Regions from separate parts of the Homo sapiens genome. Here regions 1, 2, 3, 5 and 6 are each linked to region 4. Evidence: chromatin contacts called from ENCODE Hi-C or POLR2A ChIA-PET data. All regions are on one chromosome and are shown on one strand. The core of a region is the stretch at or near the end of the contact, and the rest is flanking DNA. Distances in the headings are between cores, read along the strand shown.

The links. A loop is a pair of places that touch in the nucleus more often than their neighbours do. ChIA-PET counts read pairs that join two places held with the same protein, here RNA polymerase II (POLR2A). Pooled maps may share reads with other maps.
Region 1: a map of naive thymus-derived CD4-positive, alpha-beta T cell shows a loop between it and region 4 (5-fold over the local background). The contact joins the promoter of CDC37 here to the promoter of LDLR-AS1 in region 4. A Hi-C loop is called at or near these places in 1 of 168 maps with a recorded cell type or tissue (naive thymus-derived CD4-positive, alpha-beta T cell), 4 of 37 single-sample maps with no recorded cell type and 7 of 50 pooled maps. POLR2A ChIA-PET finds 5 or more read pairs at or near these places in 4 of 52 experiments (GM12878, T-cell, activated CD4-positive, alpha-beta T cell and 1 more).
Region 2: a pooled map shows a loop between it and region 4 (5-fold over the local background). The contact joins the enhancer-like site here to the promoter of LDLR-AS1 in region 4. A Hi-C loop is called at or near these places in 1 of 168 maps with a recorded cell type or tissue (breast epithelium) and 1 of 50 pooled maps. POLR2A ChIA-PET finds 5 or more read pairs at or near these places in 1 of 52 experiments (HCT116).
Region 3: a loop to region 4 is called in a map of endothelial cell of umbilical vein, with 6 times the contacts of the local background. The contact joins the promoter of KEAP1 here to the promoter of LDLR-AS1 in region 4. A Hi-C loop is called at or near these places in 1 of 168 maps with a recorded cell type or tissue (endothelial cell of umbilical vein), 1 of 37 single-sample maps with no recorded cell type and 7 of 50 pooled maps. POLR2A ChIA-PET finds 5 or more read pairs at or near these places in 5 of 52 experiments (A549, HCT116, WTC11 and 2 more).
Region 5: a loop to region 4 is called in a pooled map, with 5 times the contacts of the local background. The contact joins the promoter of S1PR2 here to the promoter of LDLR-AS1 in region 4. A Hi-C loop is called at or near these places in 5 of 37 single-sample maps with no recorded cell type and 4 of 50 pooled maps.
Region 6: a loop to region 4 is called in a pooled map, with 13 times the contacts of the local background. The contact joins the promoter of PDE4A here to the promoter of LDLR-AS1 in region 4. A Hi-C loop is called at or near these places in 5 of 37 single-sample maps with no recorded cell type and 12 of 50 pooled maps. POLR2A ChIA-PET finds 5 or more read pairs at or near these places in 2 of 52 experiments (GM12878 and activated CD4-positive, alpha-beta T cell).

Annotation. Positions count from the first base shown.
Region 1 is chr19:10,401,323-10,405,119 of GRCh38, forward strand. It overlaps CDC37 (cell division cycle 37, HSP90 cochaperone), which reads right to left and starts at 2,220. Exons shown (of 8, transcript NM_007065.4): 1 at 2,056-2,220. The coding sequence starts at 2,157. It overlaps MIR1181 (microRNA 1181), which reads right to left and starts at 2,216; the gene lies at 2,136-2,216. RefSeq lists silencers at 1,936-1,995, 3,706-3,755 and an enhancer at 2,396-2,745.
Region 2 is chr19:11,638,188-11,642,053 of GRCh38, forward strand. No RefSeq gene overlaps it. Among named protein-coding and RNA genes, the nearest start is that of ZNF627, 43 kb to the left of the region's middle. RefSeq lists a silencer at 1,485-1,574. Within about 2 kb of position 2,189, at least 13 of the 41 ENCODE cell types and tissues checked have a DNase peak (open chromatin) inside an H3K27ac peak, as active enhancers do; they include HCT116 and breast epithelium, where a contact is called at or near this core.
Region 3 is chr19:10,500,711-10,505,009 of GRCh38, forward strand. KEAP1 (kelch like ECH associated protein 1) reads right to left here and starts at 2,646. Exons shown (of 6, transcript NM_203500.2): 1 at 2,531-2,646. RefSeq lists enhancers at 1,132-1,381, 1,358-1,913 and silencers at 1,752-2,031, 2,042-2,661.
Region 4 is chr19:11,088,266-11,091,954 of GRCh38, forward strand. LDLR-AS1 (LDLR antisense RNA 1) reads right to left here and starts at 1,394. Exons shown (of 1, transcript NR_163945.1): 1 at 803-1,394. It overlaps LDLR (low density lipoprotein receptor), which reads left to right and starts at 1,198. Exons shown (of 18, transcript NM_000527.5): 1 at 1,198-1,350. The coding sequence starts at 1,284. RefSeq lists enhancers at 1,452-2,047, 2,048-2,641, 2,359-2,538, 3,235-3,689 and a silencer at 2,029-2,288.
Region 5 is chr19:10,229,165-10,233,294 of GRCh38, forward strand. S1PR2 (sphingosine-1-phosphate receptor 2) reads right to left here and starts at 2,167. Exons shown (of 2, transcript NM_004230.4): 1 at 2,040-2,167. It overlaps MIR4322 (microRNA 4322), which reads left to right and starts at 1,249; the gene lies at 1,249-1,321. RefSeq lists enhancers at 662-711, 792-871, 811-1,525, 2,672-2,721 and silencers at 1,052-1,101, 1,812-2,471.
Region 6 is chr19:10,418,648-10,422,497 of GRCh38, forward strand. PDE4A (phosphodiesterase 4A) reads left to right here and starts at 1,891. Exons shown (of 15, transcript NM_001111307.2): 1 at 1,891-2,437. The coding sequence starts at 2,118. RefSeq lists enhancers at 684-1,563, 2,744-2,933 and silencers at 1,784-2,253, 2,484-2,533.

The DNA of each region.
Region 1 (3,797 bases), core at 970-3,469, 690 kb before region 4:
AGACGCTGAAGCCCCCTGCCTCCCTTACATGCCACTACAACCACCGGGGTTCTCAGCGGCAGGACAGGAAAAGCTCTGTGCCAGAGGGAGGAGGGTGTGGCAGGTACACTACGCTGCAGGAGGGGGGCCCTCCCACCCGGCAGGACCAAACCATTCTCCACAGTAGTAAAGATTAACCTCTTTATGTGACAGAAATAGGTCTTCCCAAGAATAGTCTTTGGAGCTTTGAGGAAGTCTTAAATATTTCATAATAAAATGTTACACACGGCAAGAAATAGAAGCGCTAGAACTTTCTTCCCACACTCCAGTGGCTTGCTTGGCAGGTACACTACCCAGGAGACTCAGGATTTAAGGAATAGGTCTGGAAGTGGGACTGGGAGCTAGATGAAGAGACTAATGCCGTATTCCAGAGTATTCTGGAAGGATGGGAAAGGGACCTTCTAGTTGTTTCTGGATAAATGATGGGGAATTGCCCTATGGGAGGGTGGGGTAAGAGATCCTCACTAGAAGGTTCTGAGAGGTATATGCCCTTCGTTTAAGAGCACAACATGGCTGGGTGCGGTGGCTCACGCCTGTAATCCCAGCACTTTGGGAGGCCGAGGTGGGTGGATCAACTGAGGTCGGAAGTTCAAGACCAGCCTGACCAACATGGAGAAACCCTGTCTCTACCAAAAATACAAAATTAGCCAGGCATGGTGGTGCATCATGCCTGTAATCCCAGCTACTCAGGAGGCTGAGGCAGGAGAATCACTTGAACCCGGGAGGCAGAGGTTGCAGTGAGCCAAGATTGTGCCACTGCACTCCAGCCTGGGCGACAAGAAGGAAACTTCGTCTCAAAAAAAAAAAAAAAAAAAAAAAAAGGAATACAACAGACACTGGTATGTAATGCAGGCACACTCATTTGGGGTAGCAGGAGGTTAAACCTTTAAGTCTTAGTCATCCCATTGGCTCGTGAGCACTGAGAGGGTGGTGGGACATGGATCACCCAGGCTTGGGATTCTGGGGTCTGGATTCGGGACCTCTGTTGTGGTCAGATAGAAGAAGGGGTGGTGAATTTAGAATCAGACCAGGAGAGTCCCTGGATAAGAGCAGGGACAATTTGGGTCACAGAGTAGCTAACAGGCTGGGGACAAAAGGTGGGGTGGGTTTGGGGTTCTGGGCTTGAGTTAGGGGAGAGTTTCCAATGCTGGCTGAGGCTCATACAGGAAGCCAGTCTGGGAAGTGGGTGGTGACAGGGTCTGCAATACCAAGTAGGAGCAGGGGCTCTGGCTAGGCCGGAAGCCACGTGGGCAGGATTTCCTGGTATAATGGGAAATGGGTCTACCGGAGGCCAAAGGAGAGGCTGGAATGTGAGGCTCTATCGGGTTGGAGCTGGTAGTTAGATCCAGAGGGGAACCAGATTCCAAAACCCAAGTACTCGGTGAGACTAAGGATCCTGAAGGGGGACGGTTCTACACTCTAGGAAGGGGGTCCTGGGTGTGGGCAGGGACAGGAATATCAGAGTAGCACAGAGTTCCTTGTTCCGTTTAGAAAAGGAGTGGCGACTCCGGATCTGAATGGGAACCCCGGATCAAGATCCCGGAAAGTAGATCCCGGGACAGACCAAAGTATTGGGGGTCCAGACTACGGAGGTGGGGGGGCGATGGGAGATCCCAGATAGGAAGTGAATACCCGAATAGGATGAGGGATCATCTAGAAGAATTTGGGGTCCAAACTTTGAGGCAGAGTTCTGGGTATAAATGTTAACTGCCGAACAGAATTAGGGAGAACCCCCAAGACTCGTCTAGGGGACTCCAGACTATGAAGAAGTTCTAGGGGGTGAATAGGGAATCCCACGCAAAAATCGGAGCAGGGAGTGGGGGAGCGGAGATCCAGGGCAGGGACTCAGGGTCCCAATGGTACTGGGGTCCCGGAGTTGAATCGAAGCTCCTGAAAATCCAGACTGGGGGGGTGAGAATCCTAGGTGTGAACAGCGGGGTCCCTGGGCAGTATCGGGGATCACAACTCCGAAGCGGGGTCCGGGAGTGGGGAAAGGGATGGGCGCGCGCGCCTTACCTGATGCCGCCAGCGGAAGAGACTGGCCGTGTCGATGTTGGGGTGCGTCTCGTCTTCATCATCAGACACCTCAATGTGGTCCCACACGCTGTAGTCCACCATCTTGCCTTGGCGGCCCAGCCCGCTCCGGCTCGGGTGGCGGCGACGGCGGCAGCAGTGGAGACTAGGAGCGCGGAGCCCCGCCCCTTCCGCTTCCGCCGAGCGCGGGAAACCCCGCCCTGTGTGACGTCACATCCCTAGTAACCGCGGCAGCGGCACTAGCTACCCAGCCAGCCTTAAAGGGCCCTGCGTAAGTGTTCCGGCCCCCTGGAGTTCCCGCAGAGACTCCGCGTCATCGGGCGCTGGGGCTCCGCTAGGTCTCCTGGGGGCATATGAGTGCGCGCTTCAACTCCGAGCCCCCCTCATCTCCCGCCGCTCCACGGTGGGCGTTTGGGGTGGCAGGGAGGGGACGGTTGATGAGACTGAGAGGACTGTCCCCTCAGCCACGCCGCAGTGACGTCTGCAAGGGGTAGGGACACGGCGGGAAGGCCCTCCCCCTGCCCTTCGTAAACGGGGACCTAAGCCTGCGCTGGAGAGGGGCGCCTGATGACTCCTCGGACTTTCTCAGCCCGAGGAGGACTGGACCTGCCCTGGGGGTGTCTAAATCGGGGGTGGTATGGCCCTCCCCTTGCAGGGTTAAACGTGGAGGGGAGACTGTGGCCCTGCCTTGGGAGCTGGGGTTTCCCCGCCTCGGCAACAGCCTTCTCCTTGTCTTCCACCTCCTGCCATTCGCAGCGAGGACTCGCGCGAGCGCGCGCGCGCACACACACACACACACACACACACACGCACACACACACACACACACACTTTGGAATCACCCGGACCCCCTCAAAACGGGTCTCGGCTCCCCACCCCGCTGGCCGCTGGGTGTCGCTAGAGTCTAGCCCACGGCGCGTATTCCTGGCCCCGCGCTTGGTGGGGGGAATCGTGGAGGGGTGGAAGGGGGCTTTCCTTGTCGTCACAGTCTGGGGCCACGCATAGCCCCTCCCCGTTCGTCTTGGGGTACGCTTCCTCCGCCGGGGCTCTAAGGACTCCATTACTCTAAGCATGCAGGGCCTCGACCACCTCACACTTCCATGCATCCCAATCCACGCTTTGATACCAGGATAATAGGCCGTGTTGCAGCCTTGGGCCAGGATTATCTCAGATTAAAGGGTGCTCCCTCGGGGGTCAGGCTGGATAGGAGGAGCTCCAGCCACTCCGGTGAGGGGCGCCTCTTCCTAGTCTCCCCTGGAGCCGACGTTGGAGGCAGTGCCTGGAGAGAGCGAGCGAAGTTCTCCAGAAGGGGGAGGATTCCCCGGTGCATGGAGCGGGAAGGGCCATCGGACAAAAACGTCCTCCCGCTGCCGCCCTTCCCCCTCGCGCTTCATTCAAACCCGCGAGTGGGCGGGCAGGGGCGGGGGAGTCCCCATCTCCTACCCCTCCCTCTTCCCCTCCACCCTGGCAGTCCAGCACATCAGTGGCCGTCACGGCCCGGGCACGCGCGCGCACGGACCCACACCCCGGCGGCTCTCACAATCGCACACACACATACACACACACACCAGCAAACAAAGGGTCTGGACACCCCCGTCCCCTCCCGCCCCCCAGGCCAGGGAGGGCGGGGCATCCCCTCCCCAGGCCCCCCGCAAGGTAAGCTTGGGGCTGCGAGCTGCGGTGGGGAGGGGGACACGGTGCCACAGTGGGAGGGGGCCAGGAAG
Region 2 (3,866 bases), core at 939-3,438, 550 kb after region 4:
TTGAATTTTATTTTTGGTTTACACATAGAATAGCTGGAGTCGGAGTGTGATTTGATATATGTAGAAAATCTGTTAAGGTCAAGACCCATTGGATTACCTTATGGAGAAAAGGTTTATGAATTTGACAATTTATGTCAGTCAGTACCTTAAACTGACTCCAGGTGAGTTTCCTGCTGGTGAAAATGAAGGTCTGGGGCTGGGCGCGGTGTCCTTGTCTCTACAAAAATACCAACATTAGCCAGGCATGATGGCGGGTGTCTGTAATCCCAGCTACTCTGGAGGCTGAGGCGGGAGAATCCCTTGAACTCGGAAGGCGGAGGTTGCAGTGAGCGGAGATCGCGCTATCGCACCCCAGCCTGGGCGACAGAGCGAGACTCTGTCTCAAAAAAAAAAAAAAAAAAAAAAAAAGAGAGAATATGATGAAGGTCTGGAAGGAGAGAGTGTTGCCACACTATGCAGACAGGACAGGAAGGCATGTTGAGAGCCTAGAGTTAAATCCTTCAGTGTTCAGGCCTCATCACCAGGTTCTGATCGGTTCTGGGGCTCTGTTTCAGCAGTCAGAACCTGGCTCCCAAGAATCTGTTTAACCTCCTGAATAGGGGGTTTCCTGCTGAACAGTGGCTGAAAAACTGCTTCTCTGAGCTAGTTCATGTTTTTGCTTTTCTTCTCTTTTGATTCCTTCATAGAATATTGCTGCCATATAATTCCAGTTTTTCCACACATTTAACAATTTTATTCCATTGTTGCTGTGTTTTTATTTTCTTGGTGAAAACGAGTAGACTCCAGGGCGCGGTAGCTCACGCCTGTAATCCCAGCACTTTGGGAGGCCGAGGGGGGCGGATCACGAGTCAGGAGATTGAGACCATCCTGGCCAACATGGTGAAACCCCGCCTCTACTAAAAATACAAAAATTAGCTGGGGGTGGTGGCGCGTGCCTGTAATCCCAGCTACTCAGGAGGCTGAGGCACGAGAATCGCTTGAACCCAGAAGGCGGAGGTTGCAGGGAGCCGAGATCGCGCCACTGCACTTCAGCCTGGCGACAGAGCGAGACTCCGTCAAAAAATAAAATAAAAAATAAAAAAATAAGACTGAGAGATCAGGTGGGAGAAAGGCTTGGTCATGCAGCCAGCAGCTTCATCCCAAATTCCTGATCCCTGGAGGACATCAGACCCCCTCTCCTACTGCAGTGTGGCCTGTGTGGCCTCGGCTCCCCTTCTGCTCCGAGGCCAGGGGATGTCTCCACTGGACAGTGAGTCTGGGATTCCCTGCACACAGTTGTGACCCCCCAGTCCCGGAGGAAGAAGCAGGAAGGGCTCGCAGACTATTGGCAGGAATTCTTCTTAAATGCAGATATTCCCCGGGAGGGGTCAGGTCACTGCCCAGGGAGGAACCCCCCCTCCCCCGCCCGCCCCATGCCAAGAGCTGTGTCTGCAACCTGTTCATCTGGCTCCACTCAGCACTGGGAGATCACTTCTTCTGTCGCTCAGTGCCTAGGGGGCGGGACCTGGAGTACTATCCAATCAGAGCCGCTGGGCGGGGCCGTGAGAACTGTCAATCAGGCGTCCAGGAGGCTGGAGGATGCGAGGTTGAAAAAGCCCGCGGCGTCTTCTCTGTCACCCGCGCTCGGCTCCCTGCTCGGTCGGGCTGGAACCTGTACTGGCAGCCGGAGGTGTAGGTAGGAACCGGAATACCTCGGAAGCCGGGAAATGGTGAGTGTCCGAGGCCGGGGTTCCCGAGACAGGGTACAGCTGGTTGTAACCGACCGGAACCGGCTGTGGCGGGACCCAGACCTCCTCGCTGTTGTCTCTGGGGTCTGAGGACCCGAGTGCCCTGGCCCAGCTCGGTCCTCGGTCCTCTCGGCCTCAGGGTGGGGCTGGGCCTGCAGCCAGGACTCCGGGCGTCCTGTCCGGTCCCCGCGCGGCAACTGCGGCCCAGGTTCCGGAGTCCTCTCTGGGCAGCTCCGCGTCCGCAGCCCCGCGTCTCCCTAGATTGTGCGGGGACACGGGAGGGTCATGGGGGGAATCCTCCTCGGGTGTGGGGTTCATGTGGAAGGAGCAGCGGTCTGTGGGGTCCCCAGTTCCTCCTTTGTCTCCAAGGGGCTCGAGTTTTTACTGAGATATCCAGATATATGCGAAGCAGGGTCTCAAATCCGCAACTGTGATCCCTGGCCTAGCTTCTCCTAGGGCTGCCAGCAAATCCCTGGATTTCCAGATCCCGCTCCGCGTTTTAGAGCTGGCCTCCTCTTCAGTTCACCACAACAATGTCAACTCTTCGTCCCCCAGGCTTTGTTTCAAACATAGCCATATATATGTGTGTGTGTGTGTATATATATATATGTGTATATATATATATATGTGTATATATGTATATATGTGTGTGTATATATATATATATATATATATATATATTTTTTTTTTTTTTTTTTTTTTTTTTTTTTTTTTGTGACAGAGTCTCGCTGTGTCGCCCAGGCTGGAGTGCAGTGGCGCAATCTCGGCTCACTGAAACCTCCGCTTCCTGGGTTCAAGCGATTCTCCTGTCTCAGACTCCCGAGTAGCTGGGATTACAGGCGCCCGCCACCACGCGCGGCTAATTCATGTATTTTTAGTAGAGACGGGTTTTCACCGTGTTGGCCAGGCTGGTCTCAAACTCCTGACCTCAGGTGATCCACCCTCCTCAGCCACCCAAAGTGCTGGGATTACAGGCATGAGCCACTGCAACCGTCCTCACACGTTTTTCATGTATATATGAATTATATATATATTAAATATATATATATAATTTTTTTTTTTTTGGTGGAGACGGAGCCTCACTCTGTTGCCCAGGCTGGAGTGCAGTGGCACGATCTTGGCTCACTGCAACCTCTACCTCGCGGGTCTCCTGCCTCAGCCTCCCGAGTAGCCGGGACTGCAGGCGCGTGCCACCATGCCCGGCTAATTTTTGTATTTTAGTAGAAACGGGGTTTCACCATGTTGGCCAGGCTGGTCTTGAACTCCTGACCTCAGGTGATCCGCCCGTCTAGGCCTCCCAAAGTGCTGGGATTATAGGTGTGAGCCATGGCGCCTGGCCACACGCAATATTTTAATAGGCTTTTTTTTTTTTAAGAGGGCAAAATATGGCTCTTTTTGTAAAGATTTGTTGTGTGTTTGTGAACATTTCACACTTGAGGAAGCGGAGAAAAAGCACCTGACACTTGCTGTAAACAATCTTTATGCCTCTCCTCCTTTTATCTGCCCGAGGCACGGACACCTTCTGAGAATGTCTTTGGGTTGAGGTTTATCTTTGGAAACTTTACAGGGCGATGTGTCCTCAACTCACCCTCCATCTTATCCTGGTCCTGGGTTTCAGAACTGCCTGGGGCTGACTGAAGATGCCCACAGCTACCATGTTTCTTGGAGGGTGGGTCACTCCTCCCAGAGGACAACCTGAGGCGTGGAGTTGGGGCTTCCCAGGAGAGGAGCTAGGTGCCCTGGGGTGGGAGAAGTCCCCTGGTATTCCCCTCCTTAAAAAGCTAATCCTGGGCCAGGAACAGTCTCTCACACCTGTAATCCCACCATTTTGGGAAGCCTGTAATCCCACCACTTTGGGAAGCCGAGGCGGGTGGACCCCTTGAGTCCAGGAGTTCGAGACCAGCCTAGGCAACATGGCGAAACCCCGTCTCTACTAAAAATACAAAAAAACTAGCCGGGTATGGTGGTGCGTGCCTCTAGTCCCAGCTCCTGGGGAGGCTGAGGTGGGAGGATCACCTGAGCCAGGGAGGTCAAAGCTGCAGTCAGCTGCGATCGCACCACTGCACTCCAGCCTGGGCAACTGGAGTGAGACCCAGTCTCAAAAAAAAGCTCTAATCCCCTGGGACACTCAGCTTTTCT
Region 3 (4,299 bases), core at 1,396-3,895, 590 kb before region 4:
TCTCTGTCACCCAGGCTGGAGTGCAATGGCTCGATCTTGGCTCACTGCAACCTCCGCCTCCCGGGTTCAAGCGATCCTCCTGCCTCAGCCTCCCGAGTAGCTGGGACTACAGGCGTCCGCCACCACACCCGGCTAGTTTTTGTATTTTTAGCAGAGACTGGGTTTCGCCATGTTGGCCAGGCTGGTCTCAAACTCCTGACCTCAAGTGAGCCGCCCGCCTTGGCATCCCGAAGTGCTGGGATTACAGGCGTAAGCCACCATGCCTGACCCGGGGTGCAGTTTTTTAAAATCTGGCAGACCAAGCCTCTTTGAGAAGGTGAGGTTGGAGCTGAGACAAGGATGAAAATTATTATAAAGTGGGAGGCTGGGGAGTAGTTTTCCAGGCAGAGGAAACAGTAAGTGCAGTGGCTCAGAGGCTGAGACAGTCAATCTGGAGAATTGGGAAGGAGTGCAGTGAGAGCTAAGGACTTAAGGAAGGGTTTCATGGAAACCCCTGGATCCTGGAGGGCCAGGAGATGAGTTATGTGTTTTGTGTTTTGTTTTTCGAGACAGAGTCTCGCTCTGTTGCCCAGGCTGGAGTACAGTGGTGCGATCTTGGCTCACTGCAACCTCTGCCTCCCGAGTTCAAGATATTCTCGACCGGGCGTGGTGGCTCACGCCTGTAATCCCAGCACTTTGGGAGGCCGAGGCAGGCGGATCACAAGGTCAGAAGATCGAGACCATCCTGGCTAACATGGTGAAACCCCATCTCTACTAAAAATACAAAAAAATTAGCCGGGTGTGGCGGCGGGCGCCTGTAGTCCCAGCTACATGGGAGGCTGAGGCGGGAGAAAGGCGTGAACCCAGGAAGCAGAGCTTGCAGTGAGCCGAGATCGCACCACTGCATTCCAGCCTGGGTGACAGAACAAGACTCCATCTCAAATAAAACAAAAAAAAGATATTCTCATACTTCGGCCTCCTGAGTAGCTGGGATTACAGGCACCAGCCACCACGATGGGCTAATTTTTTGTATTTTTAGTAGAGATGGGATTTCACCATGTTGGCCAGGGTGGTCTCAACCTCCTGGCCTCAAGTGATCCCCCTCCTCGACCTCCCAAAATGCTGGGATTACAGGCATAGGCTGCTGTGCCCAGACGTGAGTTACGTTTCAAAAGGAGTGGGGGATCTCCAAGTGGCTCCCCACAAGTGGATCTGCAAGTTCTCACTCCCCTCTTTCTGGGACTCAACTCAAAGTCTCCTCTTCCCTGTTTTATTGTCATCACTGCGCTTGTCAGGAACTGAAATGACCTCCTTTGCTTGTCTGTTGATCGACTGTCTCTCGTCCCCGGCCCCAGCGCCTCAAATGGCAGGGAGACCTATGTAGGTCGGCGTCGGGCCAACCCTCTCCTGTGCCTCTCGCCTGGGGCCTGGCACTGCGCAGGGGTCAATAAACGGGTGGTTGGCTAACTGCCCTGCCACCGTGCCTGCCAGAGCGGCCTCCTCCACCCTCCCTGGGTGCCACTCGGCCCCCACTCTGGTGCCAAGGCCCTGGGTTTGCCTCTTGGTCTTTGGCCAATCGGTCAACAATGCCCCTTGGGCACCGGGCACTTCCCCCACCCTACAAAGCGGCAAGTGGGCGACTGCGCATGCCCCTCCTGAGCCTCCACCAGGCCCAGTGAGGCGAGGAAGTGACCCCACCGCGGCCTCTCGGCTGCCAACCCCAGAACGCAGATCGAGCCCCTCAACGCCTCGGAGCCCCCGGGCCTCCTTCTGCGCAGCGCCTCCTGGTTCTCTCGCTCGGTTTCCGCCGCTCCCGGGCCACCCCAAGAGTTGCGCCGTCCAACAAAAATATCCACCCAGGTCGCGCCCTCCTGGCCCTCCGAGTCCTGGCGGGGAACTCGGAGGCGCCCTGGGCCGTGGCGCCCGTTTTCCTGGTCTCCGGGCACGGCCGCAGGGGCGCTCGCGGCCCGCGATGCCCGCAGCCCGGGCACATCCCGCCTCACTCACCCCGCCATGGCCGCGCTCCGGCTCCGCCTCCACCGCCCGAGCCCCGGCGCCTCCATCGCTGCGCGTGGGGGAGGCGCGGAGCGCGCGCAGGTCACCATGACTAAGCAGAGCCGGGCGCCCGCCGTGTCACAATAAAAGTCCCCGGGCCCTGGCCTCAGGCGGTAGGGACCGCTGAGGGGCCGCTCCCCACCCCCGCCCACGCCTGCTGTCGCCCAGCTGCGCGGCCACCACGGCGCCCAGCATGGCGGCGGGGCGGGGGCACGCGACCCTGAGCGCGCTTAGCCGCGTGGTCCGAGTCGCGGGGAGTCTGAACCCCGAGTTCCAGGCCTGCGCGCCCCGGCCCGCACCAGGGGTGGGGTGGACACCCCTCCCCGTCGCTGCTGCCCAAGCGCTCACCTCAGCCCCCAGGTCGCCTCCGTAGGGGGTCCCTCGGGGTGGGGATGGCCGGGGCGCGCAGGGGCTCCGGGCACAGTGATGCCACCCGCGCACTGCGCTTCCGGGAAGCCGGGGGACCGCGACCCAGTCCAGGAGATTCCTGCCTTACCTTGGCTGTAGGGGACCCGCGGGCGCCTCCGCCGTCGGGGGGCCTCGGCTCCAGGGCTGCGTGGCCTGCGGGGTCTTGGTTGTCGGTTGGGGAGCGGCCTCGGGACGCCCGAAAAGGAGGCGGGGAGAGGGCGGAAAGGGCGCGGCGGGAAAGGAGCGGCGATTCTCCCGCCCTTCCCGCAGGTGCCCGGCGCCCGTCGGCGAGGAGTGGGGCATCGGGCGGGGGCGCACAGCCAGGCCCCCCTTCTCACTGTCCCTTCCATCTCCCGATTTCGTTGCTGGATGTCTCCTCGCGGGGCTGCGCGCCACCATCTGCTATTCTCCTTTTAACAACGCACAGCGCCGGCCTCGTGGTCCGGCGGCCGCAGGATCTAGGGAAAATTATCTACCTCGCTAGGTTTTCTTTTCTTTTCTTTTCTTTCTTTCTTTCTTTTTTTTTTTCCTTTAGAGACAAGGTCTCGCTCTGATCTGCACGCCCAGGCTGGAGTGCAGTGGCGCAATCGCGGCTCACTGCAGCCTTGAGCTCCTGGCCTCAAGCGATCCTCCCACCTCAGCCTCCTGAGTAGCTGGGACCACAGACAGGCGCCACCACACCCGGCTAATTTTTAGTTTTTGTTTGTTTGTTTGTTTTTCTGTAGAGATGGGGTCTCGCAATGTTGCCCAGGCTGGTCTTGAACACCTGGGTTTAAGAGATCCTGACTCCATTGGCCTCCCAAAGTTCTGGGATTATAGGTGTGAGGCGCTGTGCCCAGGCCTCAGGTTTTCCTTGTCTTTTTTTTTTTTTTTTTTTTTTAATTGAGACAGAGTCTCTCACTGTCACCTGGGCTGGAGTGCAGTAGCTCGATCTTGGCTCACTGCAACCTCCGCCTCCCGGGTTCAAAAAATTCTGCCTCAGCCTCCCGAGTAGCTGGGATTACAGGCGCCCGCCATCATACCCAGCTAATTTTTTGTATTTTTAGTACAGATGGGGTTTCACCATGTTGGCCAGGATGGTCTCAAACCCCTGACCTCATGATCCGCCCGCCTCGGCCTCCCAAAGTGTTGGGATTACAGGCGTGAGCCACCGCGCCCGGCCTTCCTTGTCTTTATTTTTGATTTACTTCCTATCAAGAGGCGTGTGGCACCCGTCTTTGGGGGGTTCAAACCCTGGATCTGCCTCTTACCAGCTCAGTGCCCGTGGGCGCTTACTTAGTTCTCTATGGTTCAGTTTCCTCTCTATAAAAAGTAATAATATAATAGCACCTACCTACCAGATTATCATTAAGACTAAATGCGGGGCCGGGCGCGGTGACTCACACCTGTAATCCCAGCATTTTGGGAGGCCGAGGCAGGCGGATCACGAGGTCGGGAGATCGAGACCATCCTGGCTAACATGATAAAACCCCGTCTCTACTAAAAATACAAAAAATTAGCCGGGCGTGGTGGCGGGCGCCTGTAGTCCCAGGTACACAGGAGGCTGAGGCAGGAGAATGGCGTGAACCCGGGAGGCGGAGCGTGCAGTGAGCCAAGATCACCGCACTGCACTCCAGCCTGCGCCACAGAGCGAGGCTCTGACTCAAAAAAATAAATAAGTAAATAAAAAATAAAAATATTAAATGCGAATGCTGGCTCCCAAGAGACAGAAACCATTGCTATTTTTCATGACTGGGGATACTGATTTGTCATGCACACCGTTTATCATGTAACGTTAACTTTTAAATAAATGTATGTAAGTTTATTTTAAAGAATTCATCTAGGCTGGGTGCGGTGGCTCACATCTGTAATCCCAGC
Region 4 (3,689 bases), core at 144-2,643:
ACGCTGCAGAGAGCTGTGATCACGCCACTGCAGTCCAGCCTGAGTGACAGCTGGAAATAATGATAAATAAATAATAAATAATTATTTAAAAAATTATAATAAAAATAATTAAAAAATTATTTTCCCTGATTAATCTTTTTTTTTGTCCTTCTGAGAGTTCAATTTGTCCCTTTTCTGCCTGGTCTCCTAGGTTTCCCTAAAATCCTGCTGAGAGGTTAGCACTGCCTGCCAAAGTCAGTTTGCAAAATCCCAGAGAAATCCAGCTTATTCCTGGGGGAACCGCCAAGACTGCCCAGCCCTGTGTGGGGTTCAGGCAAGTTTCTCACATGTGCCTTTTTGGCAAGAGGCCTCTGGCAACCCCATGAGTCCCCAAAGAGACTCAATTCTAAAAGTTGGTCTCCACCAGCTCTCTGTGGCTTAGGGGTTCAAGTTCAACTGTGAAAGCCCTGTTTTGTTTTGATTTTGCTTTGAGGGAGAGGAAACCGCCCTTCTGTTTGTTCAACTCCTTCTCCTAAGGGGAGAAATCAATATTTACGTCCAGACTCCAGGTATCCGTACAATTGATTTTTCAGATGTTTATACTCAGCCAAAGGCGGGATCCCACAAAACAAAAAATATTTTTTTGGCTGTACTTTTGTGAAGATTTTATTTAAATTCCTGATTGATCAGTGTCTATTAGGTGATTTGGAATAACAATGTAAAAACAATATACAACGAAAGGAAGCTAAAAATCTATACACAATTCCTAGAAAGGAAAAGGCAAATATAGAAAGTGGCGGAAGTTCCCAACATTTTTAGTGTTTTCCTTTTGAGGCAGAGAGGACAATGGCATTAGGCTATTGGAGGATCTTGAAAGGCTGTTGTTATCCTTCTGTGGACAACAACAGCAAAATGTTAACAGTTAAACATCGAGAAATTTCAGGAGGATCTTTCAGAAGATGCGTTTCCAATTTTGAGGGGGCGTCAGCTCTTCACCGGAGACCCAAATACAACAAATCAAGTCGCCTGCCCTGGCGACACTTTCGAAGGACTGGAGTGGGAATCAGAGCTTCACGGGTTAAAAAGCCGATGTCACATCGGCCGTTCGAAACTCCTCCTCTTGCAGTGAGGTGAAGACATTTGAAAATCACCCCACTGCAAACTCCTCCCCCTGCTAGAAACCTCACATTGAAATGCTGTAAATGACGTGGGCCCCGAGTGCAATCGCGGGAAGCCAGGGTTTCCAGCTAGGACACAGCAGGTCGTGATCCGGGTCGGGACACTGCCTGGCAGAGGCTGCGAGCATGGGGCCCTGGGGCTGGAAATTGCGCTGGACCGTCGCCTTGCTCCTCGCCGCGGCGGGGACTGCAGGTAAGGCTTGCTCCAGGCGCCAGAATAGGTTGAGAGGGAGCCCCCGGGGGGCCCTTGGGAATTTATTTTTTTGGGTACAAATAATCACTCCATCCCTGGGAGACTTGTGGGGTAATGGCACGGGGTCCTTCCCAAACGGCTGGAGGGGGCGCTGGAGGGGGGCGCTGAGGGGAGCGCGAGGGTCGGGAGGAGTCTGAGGGATTTAAGGGAAACGGGGCACCGCTGTCCCCCAAGTCTCCACAGGGTGAGGGACCGCATCTTCTTTGAGACGGAGTCTAGCTCTGTCGCCCAGGATGGAGTGCAGTGGCACGATCTCAGCTCACTGCAACCTCCGCCTCCCGGGTTTAAGCGAGTCTCCTCTCTCAGCCTCCCGAATAGCTGGGATTACAGGCGCCCAACCACCACGCCCGCCTAATTTTTGTATTTTTAGTAGAGACGGGTTTTCACCATTTTGGCCAGGCTGGTCTCGAACCCCGACCTCAGGTGATCTGCCCAAAAGTGCTGGGATTACAGGCGTCAGCCACCGCGCCCGGCCGGGACCCTCTCTTCTAACTCGGAGCTGGGTGTGGGGACCTCCAGTCCTAAAACAAGGGATCACTCCCACCCCCGCCTTAAGTCCTTCTGGGGGCGAGGGCGACTGGAGACCCGGATGTCCAGCCTGGAGGTCACCGCGGGCTCAGGGGTCCCGATCCGCTTTGCGCGACCCCAGGGCGCCACTGCCATCCTGAGTTGGGTGCAGTCCCGGGATTCCGCCGCGTGCTCCGGGACGGGGGCCACCCCCTCCCGCCCCTGCCCCCGCCCCTTTGGCCCGCCCCCCGAATTCCATTGGGTGTAGTCCAACAGGCCACCCTCGAGCCACTCCCCTTGTCCAATGTGAGGCGGTGGAGGCGGAGGCGGGCGTCGGGAGGACGGGGCTTGTGTACGAGCGGGGCGGGGCTGGCGCGGAAGTCTGAGCCTCACCTTGTCCGGGGCGAGGCGGATGCAGGGGAGGCCTGGCGTTCCTCCGCGGTTCCTGTCACAAAGGCGACGACAAGTCCCGGGTCCCCGGAGCCGCCTCCGCGACATACACGAGTCGCCCTCCGTTATCCTGGGCCCTCCTGGCGAAGTCCCCGGTTTCCGCTGTGCTCTGTGGCGACACCTCCGTCCCCACCTTGTCCTGGGGGGCGCCCTCGCCCCACCAGCCCCGATCAAGTTCACAGAGGGGCCCCCGGCCACCCTCAAGGCCTCGGTTCCTTACGAGGTTGAAACGTTGCCTCAGAATCTCCCCGCCCCTCCTTGGTCTGCAGCCGAGATCTTCAGCCACGGTGGGGCAGCTATCCCCCGGGACCGACCCCCTGGGGTGGCCTCGCTTCTTCAGAGGCTGTGAATGGCTTCGGTTCAGCTGTCCAAGCGGCGATTTTTCCTCTGGGTGAAATGGATTAGATTTTAGATTTCCACAAGAGGCTGGTTAGTGCATGATCCTGAGTTAGAGCTTTTTAGGTGGCTTTAAATTAGTTGCAGAGAGACAGCCTCGCCCTAGACAACAGCTACATGGCCCTTTCCCTCCTGAGAACCAGCCTAGCCTAGAAAAGGATTGGGATTGCCTGATGAACACAAGGATTGCAGGAAACTTTTTTTTTAATTGGCAAGGGGGTTGGCTTTGACTGGATGGAGAGCTTTGAACTGCCTTGAAATTCACGCTGTAACTAACACACCAGTTTCCTCTGGGAGGCCAGAGAGGGAGGGAGGGTGTAATGAAATACGGATGATTGTTCTTTTATTTTTATTTACTTATTTATTTTTTAACTTTTTGTAGAGATGAGGTCTCGCTTGGTTGCTCAGGCTGGTCTTGAACTCCTGGCCTCAAGCGATCCTCCTACCTCAGCCTCCCAAAGTGTTGGGATTACAGGAGTGAGCCACCGCGCCCCACCGGGGATGATGATGATTGCAAACATTCTGCCACTCAGTTTTACAAAAGAAAGAGAGGCACTGGATTAATGTGTATCTCACTCACCAATCAACCTCTTCCTTAAGAGAAAATGTTAAGGAAGTCTTAGGCAAGGCCTTGTTTGTTCATCACTTTAGTTTCTCTCTCCCGGGATGGCTGAGAATGTGATGTTTCCTCTGTTGTCAAGGAGACTACACCCCTGATGTTTTCCTCCAGACTTCTGAGAGCTGGTGTGTGTTTCTAGCACTTTCTAGCTGCACCACCTCACGCTGTAGCTGGCTTCAAGGCATATCCAGGGGGGAGTTTCTTGTCCATTTCCTTTACAAAGGGAAGTTGTTGGAATCTGAACCGCAAGCCTTCACTTAGACCAAAATCAGGCAACAGCGGTGAGCGCAGCTCCAAACGTGTCAAT
Region 5 (4,130 bases), core at 917-3,416, 860 kb before region 4:
CCTCCCACTCTTCCCCCAGGGCCATTCCACTCCAACCACACTAAACCTCCTCCATGCTACCCCTACCCCTACCTCCAAGCCTTTACCCCTGCTGTTCTTCTTGGGGCACACTCTTTTTCTCAAAAAAAAAATTTTTTTTTTTTGAGACAGAGTCTCACTCTGTTGCCCAGGCTAGAGTGCAGTGGTGTGATCTCGGCTCACCACAACCTCTGCCTCCTGAGTTCAAGCGATTCTCCTGCCTCAGCCTCCTGAGTAGCTGGGATTATAGGTGCCTACCACCACACCTGGCTAATTTTTGTATTTTTAGTAGAGATGGGGTTTCACCATGTTGGCCAGGCTGGTCTGGAACTCCTGACTTCAGGTGATTCACCTGCCTAAGCCTAGGAAAGTGCTGGGATTACAGGCGTGAGCCACCACGCCTGGCCTTTCCTCAAATCTTTGAATGACTGTCTCCCCATCTTTCAGAAAGGCAGGCCCTGTGGTTACAGTTCCCCCTGGTCACCCATGGAGCCCGTGGTAGCCACCCTACCTTATAGAAAGTGACCTTTCTATTTAAAGGTCACTTCCTCAGAGGGGACTCCCCTGACCCCCAGTCTACAATAGCAGCCATCTCCAAGCCTTTTCTAATCACAGAATCTCGTTTTATTATCTGCACAGCGCTTGCCACTATGGGAAACTATCATGATATCTTTCCTTTTCTGTCTGGCTTCCACCTAGACAGTCAATGCCTAAGGCCAGGGAGCAAGTCAGTTATCAGCCCCTACAGGGATGCCTGGCACAAATAAAACACTCAGAAAACGTGTGGAATGGGCAAATGAATGAATGAATGAATGAACCAATGAACAAAGGAGACCCTAGTGGGTTCCCAAGGGTGGAAACTCCTAAGCTCAGCCCAGACCCAAACAGCAACAAAGGAGCCTGGAGACACCTCTGGTCCGCGGGCAGCGCCCCCATCGCCCACCATCAACCAGGCAAAGCCCAGCGTGTCTCCATGGAGATGGCAGCAGGACCCGACCCCGTGCTGGCCCGCACTCTCGGCCTCCTTATCTGGTTTAGGAATGCGCGGTATCCACGCTCGCTCGCGCGGGAGCCACGCCTCCTCTCCCCCCCGCCCCCGAGACCGCCACACGCGCGGGGCCCCCACGTCTCCAAGCGGCACTGGAAGGATTCCTCTCCGTCCCGCCAGGGGTCCCGCCTCGAGATTCTGGGAAGACTGGGGGTGGGGGACCAGATCGCAGCAGCAGCTGCACCGCGAGTTCCGCGCCTGGCCGTGTCGCCCCACGAGGGGGACTGTGGGCTCAGCGCGTGGGGCCCGGAGCATCTGACAAGGACAGAGACAGAGGAGGGGGTGGAAATCCCCGGGTGAGTCAACCCGTGCCTGAGAAGGGGGCGAGTTCCGACGCTCCGCCCGGCTCGGGGCCACGCGAGGTCCGCGCCACGCGCGCCTTCACCCACGACCCATCCCTGAGCCGGAGTTGAAAGAGGAGGCGTCTGAGCCACGCAGTCACTTTCTCTTTCCTTACAAAACAAAGCCACGCCCCCCGCCGGGGGACCGGAGGAGGCAAACAACTTGGGGAAACCGAGGCAGAAAGCCCGACGTCCGACCGCCCTCCCCGTGGGTGCCGCCCCTTGGCTTGGAGGCTCCACGGCGCGCACATCCTTTTGCCCTCGCTCAGCCGGAGTCAGCCAGGAGGGGTGTTGCCCCCCCCCAAACACACTCCCCAAGACCCCGGTCCCCGAGCACGGCGTCCTGCCTCCCAAAGACTCCAGTCGAAAGCGCTCGGATTCAGCCTTCTCCCCGGCGCCAACTTCCTGCCGCTGAGAAAGGCGGGGAGCACAGTCTGCGGGTTCGCGGCCGAGGCAGTGGGGGCCGCCCGGATTCTTGGAGAGGGCGCACTGTGACCACCCGCTCCGTGCAGCAGGAACCCAGGCGGCGCGTGCGCGCCCCAGCCCCCCGATTGGGGCCCCTCAGCTCGGATCCCGAGACCTCAGGGGACCAGGCCCGCCTTTTCTGCCTCCTTGTCGCCACGCGCGCTCACCTGGCTAGGCCGGCCCGGCTCCCGGCCCTGGCCGGAGGGGCCTTGGCGTCTGCGTCCCCAGGGCGGCCGCGGCTGGGGCTGGGGTTGCCAGCCGGGCTCGGCTAAGTCCCGGGGCTGGGACGAGGGACAGAGGGGGGGGCGGAGAGCCGCCGCCTCTGCCCCCCGCTCGCCCCGCCCTCCTCTCCTCCCCTTTCCGGCGGCGGCTGCAATGAATTCCAGATGTGACCGGCCGGCTGGCCGGGGCGCACGCGGGGGCCGACAGGAGCTGCACGGAGGGCCCTTTGTCCGCCCCCCCCACCCGATCTCTCACTCTGCCCCTCCCAGCCCCCACCCGTGAGAACCGGCCGGCGCGAAACGTCACGCAGCCTGGTGACGTCACAGTACTCCTGGCCAGGTGGCCTCAACCTGAAACAACTGTCTTCAACCCCAGGTTACCTCTGGGCTTACCCCTGGGACCCTGGACTTGGAAGAAAACACGAGGTCACATTTATTGACTCAACAAAGAGCCTTGGAAGTACCTACTAGGTGTCAACGCAGCAAATAGGCATTAAGTGCCTACTGTGTGTCCACCCAACAAATAAATTCCTACTAAGTGCGATGTCCTGTCCCAAAGACAAAATTGATCTCTTTTTTTTTTTCTTTTTTTGAGACATGGTCTTGCTCTGTCATCCAGGCCAGAGTGTGGTGGCTCAATCATAGCTCACGGGAGCCTCAGCCTCCTGCCTCAGCCTCCAGAGTAGCTGGGACTACAGGTGCGCCATCATGCCTGGCTAATTTTTTGCAGTTTTTTGTAGAGATGGGGTCTCGCTGTGTTGCCCAGGCTGGTCTTGAACTGCTGCATTCAAGCAATCCTACTGCCTCAGCCTCCCAAAGTGCTGGAATGACAGGCGTGAGCCACTGTGCCTGACCAGTCTCTCCCTTGATAGGACCTCCAGAATTCAGGTGCTGCCCTGTTTCCCTTGGGGGACTGGGGACACTCCACACTCTTTCCTGCCTCTGTAGATCACTGTCCCCTCTGGCGGGGCCCAGTTTGTGCCTGCCTTCCAGCGTCGGGCCCAGTCTTCTATCCAGATTTCCAATTTTCACTAATTCCTGGGCATTTCTGTGTGCCTGCCTGCGGAAATGATGGACACTACACCTTCATCGAATGATGTGTGTGTGTGTGTGTGTGTGTGTGTGTGTGTGTGTGTGTGTAACCAGCAGTTCGACAACAGGATAGGAAAGCCCCTCATTCCAGCAACAAAATTTTTTTGTTTGAGACAGAGTCTTCCTTTATCTCCCAGGCTGGGGTGCAGTGGTGCCATCTCAGCTCACTGCAACCTCTGCCTCCCAGGTTCAAGCTATTCCTGTGCCTCAGCTTCACAAGTAGCTGGAAATACAGGCGCGTGCCACCACGCCTGGCTGATTTTTTTGTATTTTTAGTAAAGACAGGGTTTCACCATGTTGGCCAGGCTGGTCTCGAACTCGTGACCTCAAGTGATCCGCCTGCCTCGGCCTCCCCAAGTGCTGGGATTACAAATGTAAACCACAGCACCTGGCAACAAATATTTTTTATGCACCTACTGGGCACAGCAGTGAACAACAACAACAGCAACAAAAAGGAAAAACTCCTTGACCAGATGGATTTTTTTTTTTTTTTGAGACAGAGTCTAGCTCTGTCGCCAGGCTGGAATGTAGTGGCACTATCTCGGCTCACTGCAACCTCTGCCTCCCGGGTTCAAGCGATTCTTCTGCCTCAGCCTCCTGAGTAGCTGGGATTACAGGCATGCGCCACCATGCCCAGCTAATTTTTGTAGTTTTAGTAGAGATGGAGGTTTCACCATGTTGGCCAGGATGGTTTCGATCTCCTGACCTCATGATCTGCCCGCCTTGGCCTCCCAAAGTGCTGGGATTACAGGCATGAACAACCGTGCCTGGCCAACCCAGTGGATCTTATGTTCAGGTGGGAAATATGGCTTTTTATGAGGGTACCATTTGTGAAAATGTAGACATTATATGTTATAAACATAATCTGGCCAGGCACGGTGGCTCACGACTGTAATCCCAACAGTTTGGGAAGCCAAGGTGGGTGGATTGCTTGACCCTAGGAGT
Region 6 (3,850 bases), core at 641-3,140, 670 kb before region 4:
CCTCAGGTCCAGATCAGTTTATCCCCCAGCTCAGGCCACCGCTCCTCGTTTCCTCCTTCTTCTGCAACCCCAGCTGTGTCCTGACACCCCCACCCACCTCACATTACGCACTCCCACCCGCTTCCAGATCTCTAACCAACGTTACAGCATACCCCGCCAAGAATTTGGCCCAGCCCAGGACTCTCAAATATGATCTGGGGAGAACTCACAGCCCCTGCAAATTCCCTAGAAGCCGTTTTGAGTGTGTAATGGGGGGGGTGTTCCTGAGAGAAGTGGGGAACACAGTTTTGGCCCTTGGAATACCCGGCGGCTGCTGATGGGGGGGCCGGTTTTTGCTCGGCGTTCGCCCACGCCGGGAGCCCCCTCTGGCGGGGAGAAAAGTGGCTGTGGGGGTTGAAGACCGGCAGTCTTTTTTTTTTTTTTTTTTTTTTTTCAAATAAGGAGAAGGGCGCGGGGGGAGGGCGGTGGCAAACGGCATCGCGTGCCCTGGGGAGCCCGTGACAGGGGGCGCACGGGGGCAGGGGTCTGGTCCCCGGGTCCCGCAGCAGAGCAGTTTCGCGTTCGAGCTCTTATCGGCGTGGGGGGGGGGGGCGGTGGGACACGCGGGCGCGTGCACTCCCCCCGCCCAGCAGCCATCCTTGGGGGGGTTGAGGGGGATGGGGGCGCACTCGGATCCCGCTCGCTCTCTGCTTGCTCGCTCGGCGCGGCGCTGGGGGAGGCGGGAGCGTGAGTCACGGCGACTCCCGATTTAGGTGCCGGAAGGGGGGCTCTGCTGGCGGGGGCCGCAGGGAGGAGGCTCGCCTGTTTACTCGCCTGAAAAGGGCACGGGGGTGCGCTCCGCGGCTACCTGGGACCTTCCTCAGTTTACCTCTGGCAGAAGCGCTTTAGAAGAGGCAGCGATGTATAGAGCGGTGGGCCGGCAGCTGCGGTATCCGCCACAGGGTGTCTTCCTGGAGCCACAAGGGAACCAATGGGACACACCCCAGAAACACCCCAGAGGCCCCAGGCCGACCACACACATACACTCACGCACACGCACACACTAACATACATAGACGTCCTCCGACACTACAGTCAGACGACAGAGGCCGAATCGCGTGCACAACTCCGCAAGCACACACCGACCACAAACGCATCCAAGCGCTTGAGAACACATTCACAGTCCCCAGGCCACCTGAAAAAAGACCACGTAGGGATGCACATCCTCCAAATAGGTAGCACATGTGCGCACACATCCTTCACCCACAGACACACACAGTTATACACACAGCCAAATCCAGAGAAACGGGCAGACAACAGCAGCCAACCACGTGCGCACACACACTTCCAGCCGACACTGAAAACACAGACAACCCTCGGAAGAGGCCACGTGCGCGCACATCCCGCCCCGGGCCCGCACCATCACTATCCTCCGACGCACAGACAGGAGATCCCACACACTCTGCCGCCGCCCGCTGCAGGTACCGCGCCGGTGGCACTAGGACCACTCCTCAAAAACTGCCCCCCGCCAGGGGTAGCGGCGAGGACACGCCAACACCGGACTCCGCCCTCGCCATGATGGACCGACTGACTGACACTCTGGCAACCAGTCCGGTGTCTGCTTCCAGATCGGATTAACCGTTTAACTCCTTCGTGCCTGTGCGCGCCGCGGCCAAGCAGGGTGCTTTGAAGACAGACGAGTTCCAGCGCCCCCTCCCAGCCCGGAGCGGGGATCTGCGTGGGCGGGAAGGGCCCCCCTCCTTAGGTAGCTGCCCCCCGCTGGCCCGGACGGAGGAGGAGGGGGGCGGCGCTGACAGCCGCGGCGGGCGGGGGGCGGGGAGGGGCGGGACGGGGCGGAGGAGCCGGGGCTGGCGCCGAGCGGGCCGCGGAACGCGGAGCGCGGAGCGCGGAGAGCGCCGCCGGGCACTGAGCAGAGCTCCAGGCGCCGAAAGGAAGCTGCAGAGCCCGGCCCGGGGGCGATTGGCCCGCAGCGCCCCCGGGTCTGTCCCCGGGGCGCCATGGCCCTACCGCGGCCGGGCGCACCCGCGGGGCCCTGGGCTCGCTGGCTTGCGCGCAGCTGAGCGGGGTGTAGGTTGGAAGGGCCAGGGCCCCCTGGGGCGCAAGTGGGGGCCGGCGCCATGGAACCCCCGACCGTCCCCTCGGAAAGGAGCCTGTCTCTGTCACTGCCCGGGCCCCGGGAGGGCCAGGCCACCCTGAAGCCTCCCCCGCAGCACCTGTGGCGGCAGCCTCGGACCCCCATCCGTATCCAGCAGCGCGGCTACTCCGACAGCGCGGAGCGCGCCGAGCGGGAGCGGCAGCCGCACCGGCCCATAGAGCGCGCCGATGCCATGGACACCAGCGACCGGCCCGGCCTGCGCACGACCCGCATGTCCTGGCCCTCGTCCTTCCATGGCACTGGCACCGGCAGCGGCGGCGCGGGCGGAGGCAGCAGCAGGCGGTAAGACTCCCCGCGGCGGATGCGCGCGGAACGGATGGGCGCGCAGGGAGGAGGCAACTCGAGCTGCCGGCCGCAGGGGGCGCTAGGATGCGGGTGGGGTCGGTTTGGCTGGCGGGGGCGGAGGGAATTCGGCTGCGGGGGCGTCTGGGACCTGGCCCCTGGTTGTGCGCTCTACGGGAGGCTTCCTGCTGAAGCCCATCCTGGGGTCCATTTAGGGGGCGCCACGCTGCGCGTGGTGTTAACGAGGTCTGGGTTGGGGAAGGGGGCTGCACACTTAGGGGTCTGTATTCTTGGTGACAGTGCAGAACAGCTGCTAAGCTGGGAACCACTTGGAGGGACCTTCCTGGGGGCACTATACTGAGGGCTAGATTCGCAGTGTTTGGGGTACTCTTGGAGCACTCCATAAGGGGGTGCCTGCTAGGACCAGGATCTTTACTTCAGGGTGGGGTGCTCTCAGGGTCCTTCTAGGGGATGGAGGACTCTATTGCGGGGATGTTAGTGGACTCCTCCTGCAGCAGCTGGGGTCAGAAATCCAGAGGGTGCCTCTTGGGGGAGCACTGTTTTGGGAGCCTTGCGTTAGATTGGAGTTCCCCTCTCAGGGCAAGAGTGTTAGCGTTAAGTAGCTGTTCAGAGGCAGGAAACAGTGGAGGGGGGGCGCAGTCCCAGCACAGAGGGAAGGAGTCCCTGACTGCAGAGGTGACAGCATAGTGAGGGTGCATGTGTGTTGAGCTTGGTCTCCTCTGAGGGTATTCTCCGATTGACCTCCGTTTGCTCCAGCTGTCCGGGTATGACCAGCTGTGGCTACCTCAGTTGTGTGCTCTGTGTGAGCTTCTGGGGTCTTGTGATGGTGACACGATGACTCTGTGTCCTCCAGGGACAGTGTAATTGTGACAGTGTGACTGTGTATTTCCAGGGTAGTGTGACTGTGTGTTTCTGGGACAGGGTTTGCGACAGTGACTGTGTGTGCTCCAAGAATGCTGTGACTGTCACAGGGTGACTGTGGCCTCATGGGATGCAGTGATTGGGATAGAGTGACTGTTTCTGCTCCTAGGACAGTGATTGTGCAATGGTGTTGGTGGTCTAGGGACAATGTGATTGTGACAGTGTCATTTCTGGCATGCAGTGATTGTGGCACTGGGGTGTTTACACTTGGGGAACAATGTGATTGAGTTCGTGGAACAGTCTGTGCTCCTTGGACACTGTGATTGAAACACAGTGGCTGTGTGTTAGTCTTCACCAGGTGCTCACGTCTGAGCGTCGGTGCTCTGACATGTGGTCTGTGTTCCCTCTGCCTGGTGTATCCTAAGAACTGGTGTCCTCTAACCACCTGGTGTTCTTAGTTATTGTTCCTCCTCTGATGGTGCTCCAGGGTCTGATTGCTTGTGCTCCAGCGATGTGTGCAACTGACAGCTT